Linked DNA regions of Homo sapiens: region 1 is linked to region 2. A link is an interaction called in ENCODE POLR2A ChIA-PET data of the cell type or tissue named here. Cell type or tissue: PC-3. All regions are shown on one strand. Each heading gives the region's core, and the rest is flanking DNA. Links, peaks and the distances in the headings are about the cores only.

Region 1 (2,811 bases), core at 38-2,537, 60 kb after region 2:
GAATGCCTTAGAACGTTTGATTTTACCGTGTGCTTTATCCTAGTCCATACAAAAACATGTACTATATATACTGTAGTTATCACCTGAGTGGGAATTCTTTTCAACTCGTATTTTGCTCATTGCTTTTATAAACTTTTTATTGGTAAAAATGGCTTTGTCACCATGTGCTATACAAAAATTCATTAAAATGTTACATGATGAATTACTTTTTGGTTACCTAAATGCAGTATCAATATTTGCTTTTGTGACACCACATGAATAGTACACCTTAATGTTAACCAGCTATGTGCTAGTATTGGTTTACATAAGAAATATTTGTTGTATATAAATATTTCATTAGCTATGAACTTGTACTTTAATCGTTCTTTTTACACAGTTAGACTATTACCACAGAGAATTGAGAATGCTCTGTTGACTCTAAGAACATAGATCTTTCCTGTGTTTGTTTCACACTGCTTTTGAGCTAGGTAGTGAGTACCTGTGAATGGTTTTTTGTTGTTTTCTTCATGTGACTCAACAATTTTAAGACTTCTCATTGGTGAAATCTATGGTGAAACCCCATCTCTACTAAAAATAAAAAAAATTATCCAGACGTAGTCGCGCACGCCTGTAATCCCAGCTACATAGGAGGCTGAGGCAGGAGAATTGCTTGAATCCAGGAGGTGACGGAGGCTGCCGTGGGCCCAGACCACACGCCACTGCCCTTCAGCCTGTACAACAGAGTGAGACTCCCTCTCCCCAAAAAAAAAAAAAAAAAGCGCCCTCTATAAACACACTTAAACCATACAGTAAAAGTAATTAATTTTTTTCCTTGCAAATTCAGGGTTCAGCTTACATGTTGGCTAAAAATTAATTTTTGTTTTTAGTTCTTTAAAGTTATTAATAGTCAATGGGTTTAAAAGGGATTATCAATAGATCAACTCTTTTGTATTTATTAGATAAGTAGCACCAAAAGCTAGACATTGAACCACATGGAACACCACATGTTGACTACCAGGCCTAGTGCCTCTAATTAAGTCACCTAATTCTATTCTAAGATGGGAAATTTGTATGTCAATCCAGTAGAACAGGGCTGGTGGATTATGCTTCTCTTCCCTGATGTATTAACATAAATTTTTTTAAATCTCATTAAGGCAACAAACATGCCAGAAAAACCCGAATGGTGGTAATTTCAACTTTGATTCTGATTTCAGTCCCATCTCGATTCTTTCCTTTTAATGAAACAAAGGTTCTATTAGCCAACTAAAGTAAAATGACTGTTCACAGTGAGCTACACAGTGCTACATTCACACTGGTAGATAAATTGACAAAGGATTATGTGCTACTTCCAAGTGTGCAGGAAATCCTGAGACATCTAAGTTCTGAAATCTCCAGGTTATTTAGATAACTTTTAAAAACCAAAAGATTCAAATAAAACTGAGATCATCCCAGAGCGTACAATTGCCAGATTAACAGTTTTCAGGGTAAGAGTTAGGGTCACTGTGGGGCAGGAATGAGAAATCTTGAAATTGCTGAGTCACATGAAAAAAACAAAAACAAAAAACCACTCACAAGTACTCACTACCTAGCTCAAAAGCAGTGTGAAACAGAGGGAAGATCAGGAGACAAGTTCTCACTTTTACTTACTTTATGTGATCCTAAACATATAAATTGACCTCTGCAAATAAGAACAACATCTGCTTCACAAAGTTGTGATAGCCATACAATGATGTAATCCTAACTGCAACCTAAAATGTATGTATTAGATAAGAATAACAATTTAGTCAGCTGGGCACGGTGGCTCAGGCCTGTAATCCCAGCACTTTGGGAGGCCGAGGCAGGCAGATCACAAGATAAGGAGTCTGAGATCAGCCTGACTAACATAGTGAAACCCCGTCTCTACTAAAAATACAAAAAAAAATTAGCCGGGCTTAGTAGCACGCGCCTGTAATCCCAGCTACTCAGGAGGCTGAGGCAGGAGAATCGCTTGAACCCGGGAGGCAGAGGTTACAGTGAGTCGAGATCGTGCCACTGCTCTCCAGCCTGGGGGACAGAGCAAGACTCTGTCTACAAAAAAAAAAAAAAAAAAAAAAAAAGAAATAACAATTTAGTCATTATAACCATGGATTTAAATTCCGTATCAAAAAGGTACAAAAAAGGAAGAAAAACAGAATAAGATTAAAGAAAAACCTCTCAGATAAATTCAGGAAACAAGTGTTTTCAGTTAGCAACAAGCCATATTCTGAGAGTTTCTTGAGCTTTGAACTTTAGAGTCATCTAAAAGTTCCACTCTAAACAGAAAAATCAAAGTAGTCTATTAGAATAGACATTGCATTATCAGTGACATTACCACCAAATTTAAAAAGATGGAGGGGATAAAGCACAAGGAGAAAAAGAAGAGAACCAAACTGTCCAGAGTTAAATATCCCACATTTTAGTTGTAAAGTAAAACCCAGGAAAAAACTCGGATACATACTTCGTCTTAACCCATTCTCATCTGTCACATGACCTAGGTTGTGTCAGCTTTCTACAGATATCTGTAGTAATGTGGAACAAATGTACCAGAGCCAATACTTTTTTTTTTGAGATGGAATCTCGCTCTGTCACCCAGGCTGGAGTGCAGAGGCACGATCTCAGCTCACTGCAACCTCTGCCTCTCGGGTTCAAGTGATTTTCCTGCCTCAGCCTCCTGAGTAGCTGGGATTACAGGTGCCTGTCACCATGCCTGGCTAATTTTTGTGTTTTTAGTAGAGATGGGGTTTTGCCGTGTTGGCCAGGCTGGTCTCGAACTCCTGACCTCAAATGATCCGTCTGCCTCAGCCTCCCAAAGTG
Region 2 (2,811 bases), core at 160-2,659:
CATGGTGTCTAGAATAGCTCCCGAAGTCCATCTGAGAGCATCCAAGACAAGCAGAAGCAGTCACTGTGAGCTGAATTTTTTATCGGTCAACTGCCTCTCCCAACCCCAACATGCATGCAAACTACAAATTTGAGAATATAAAAGGAATGAAAAGTCACTGATACTCTGGGGGACTTCCCGGCTCCCTGACACTTACTGGCTGTTGTTAGGAAGGAGCTGACCAATTTGTGCCTGTCCTTACGAGCTGAATCTGGCAGACTGCCCGGCATGGGTGCTCTGTGCTTAAGCGATAACTTTTTGGGAGGTTTGATTTTGTCAAAAGGCTTGTTCTGCCACTGAGATTTCAGCATGCTCTGGAAATGCAGGCTTGTGGGAACATCTGCAAGAAACATAAAATGCTACAGGTTAGTCCAAACACCTGGCCTCTCTAGTGTTCAAGACCTACACTCCATCCTCCTTTAATTTGCCCAGTGGCCTGACACTTGGCAGGGCAAGTGCTGTCATATGGAAGATCTGTTTACGTGAACATTACTGAAGGTCATTCTTCTATTTGCAAGCAGGTCACTTTAGCTTTTTACTTTCAAGTCCCAAAGGGAAACAAAACAAGACACCTTTTTGGTTTGGTTGATGGAGTTTTTGTTCTTGTATCCTTGTTTGTTGAATTTACTGGTTTGAAAACATCCTGTTTCTATTCTAGAGATTTAAAAACATATTTAAGCCTACTTCTTTTCTATCAATATAAAGTTAATCAGGATGCAATTATTCAACAATATTCATTATCTATGTTATCAGGCACTGTACTGAGTACTACATACTCTCTCCAAATAAGAACTACATACCATTCTCTCTTTCCTTCCTCTGTGGCTCCGCCAATTCCCATCATGAGATTATCGGGGATTTTTAGCTGACTGGTTAATGTTCAATATCACAAATCAACATCTTTTGGACTGAATTTTTTATGCTGTTTCTTATCTTTCCATTTTCTTAGATTTTTCCCAAGAATATATCCTTGAGCAATTCCTTTAGAAAAGGAATTTCTAGATTTAAACCATTTTCCTCTCAAACATTTAAAGCTATTCAATTCTTCCGTGTATTCTAATATCCAGTGCTATATTTAAGAGGGAATCGGATTCTTTCTTACTTGTAGGTGGTCTGGTTTTTGCCTTTTAAGCTTCTGCAAAAAACAACAACAAACTTGTGGTATTACACTGACTCTACAGATCAATTTGGGGACAACTTCCATGTGTTCCACCACCAATACTGAATCTTTCAATCGACTGACGTGGTATCTCTCTCTCCATCTATTTACGTTTGTCTTGATTTTCTCTTGACAGCGTTTAGTTATTGTTGACATACCGGTCTTAAATACAATTTGTTAAGTTTATTCCTAAGAATTAATGTTTTCTGATGGGCAGAAGTTGGAAGAGTTTGCAGGGTTCAGAAGAAGACAGGAAGATGAGGGAAAGTCTGGAACTTCTTAGAGATTTGTTAAATGGTTTTGACCAAAATACTGATAGAAATACGGGCAGTGAAGGCCAGGCTGACAAAAGTCTCAGATGGAAATGATTAAAGATAGTACCTTTTAAAATTTCAACTTCAGTTCTTCATTACTAGTATATAGAAGTACAATAAACTGCTATATAATGACCTTGTAGCCTGTGAAACTACTTCGTTATAGACTTTTTCTTGTTTATTCAGTAGGATTTTCTATAGACATAAGTACATCATCTACAAATGGAGACTGTTTTACCTTTTCTTTCCAATCTGTATTCCTTTTTTACTTCTTGCCTATTACTCTGACTGGAACCTCTGGTGCTGATGTACAACTTTTAGATTTTCCTTTTCATGTTTTCAATATTCTGACATTTCACCACCATGGATAGCGGTGTGAGTCTGTTTTCAAGCTTCTGCAAAGCTTTCCAGGGATATTCAAATCTAAAAGCCAGCACATTTTTCCTCACCTCCCAGTTCCTCCTGGGAATCGGTAACCACTTGGGGCATGCTCAGAAGTTCCCGCCAGAGTCCCTATCCACTGCTTCAGAATAGAATGAAACACCACTACTTCAAGGAAGAAGGCTCTGGTGGGGTGAGAGGACAGGAAAGGAAAATCTAACCTAGCTATTCCAAAATGAGTCCAAATTTATCACCCAGACAAATGCCCAGGTCCTATCACTACTCCTTCTGCCCTTTAATTCTGGGTCAAAAACCTCCTGTAATCAGTTCCCACCTCACAGCAACTTACTCCTGGCATGTGCTTTGGGCTATCTTTCTATTTATTTCTTCACAGTTATCTTGTCTTTATCCATCTTTCAAAAATAATTACAAATTCCAGTCACTGATAGCATGTCTTCTAGAACTATTAGAAATTTATTTTGTGTGTGTGTGTGTGTGTGTGTGTGTGTGTGTATATTTTTTTTTTTTTGAGACGGAGTCTTGCTGTCGCCCAGGCTGGAGTGCAGTGGTACCATCTCGGCTCACTGCAAGCTCCGCTTCCCAGGTTCATGCCATTCTCCTGCCTCAGCCTCCTGAGTAGGTGGGACTACAGGCACCCGCCACCTCGCCCGGCTAGTTTTCTGTATTTTCAGTAGAGACGGGGTTTCACTGTGTTAGCCAGGATGGTCTCGATCTCGACCTCGTGATCCACCTGCCTCGGCCTCCCAAAGTGCTGGGATTACAGGCGTGAGCCACTGCACCCGGCCTGTTTAATATATTTTCTAAAAGCTTATGGGGTTTTGGGTCCCATAGAGCACAGAGGATATGCTCAATCTGAACTGAGGATAAGAAGGCAGGGAAGAGACGTCTAAATTAACA

What was found. Peaks named below come from ENCODE experiments on the same cell type or tissue, not always from the same donor. Only the 100,000 strongest peaks of a DNase experiment are listed, where the experiment ranks them.
Region 1: POLR2A ChIA-PET joins it to region 2 with 31 read pairs; 9 of 35 experiments call an interaction of 5 or more read pairs at or near these places.

The regions. Positions count from the first base shown.
Region 1 is chr17:46,099,705-46,102,515 of GRCh38, forward strand. All of the region lies in intron 2 of KANSL1 (KAT8 regulatory NSL complex subunit 1), which reads right to left. Among named protein-coding and RNA genes, the nearest start is that of KANSL1, 92 kb to the right of the region's middle. In PC-3, for the core only: no CTCF peak of the experiment used is centred there; no DNase peak of the experiment used is centred there; H3K27ac peaks cover 797 bases.
Region 2 is chr17:46,039,506-46,042,316 of GRCh38, forward strand. It overlaps KANSL1 (KAT8 regulatory NSL complex subunit 1), which reads right to left. Exons shown (of 15, transcript NM_015443.4): 8 at 197-379. Among named protein-coding and RNA genes, the nearest start is that of STH, 42 kb to the left of the region's middle. In PC-3, for the core only: no CTCF peak of the experiment used is centred there; no DNase peak of the experiment used is centred there.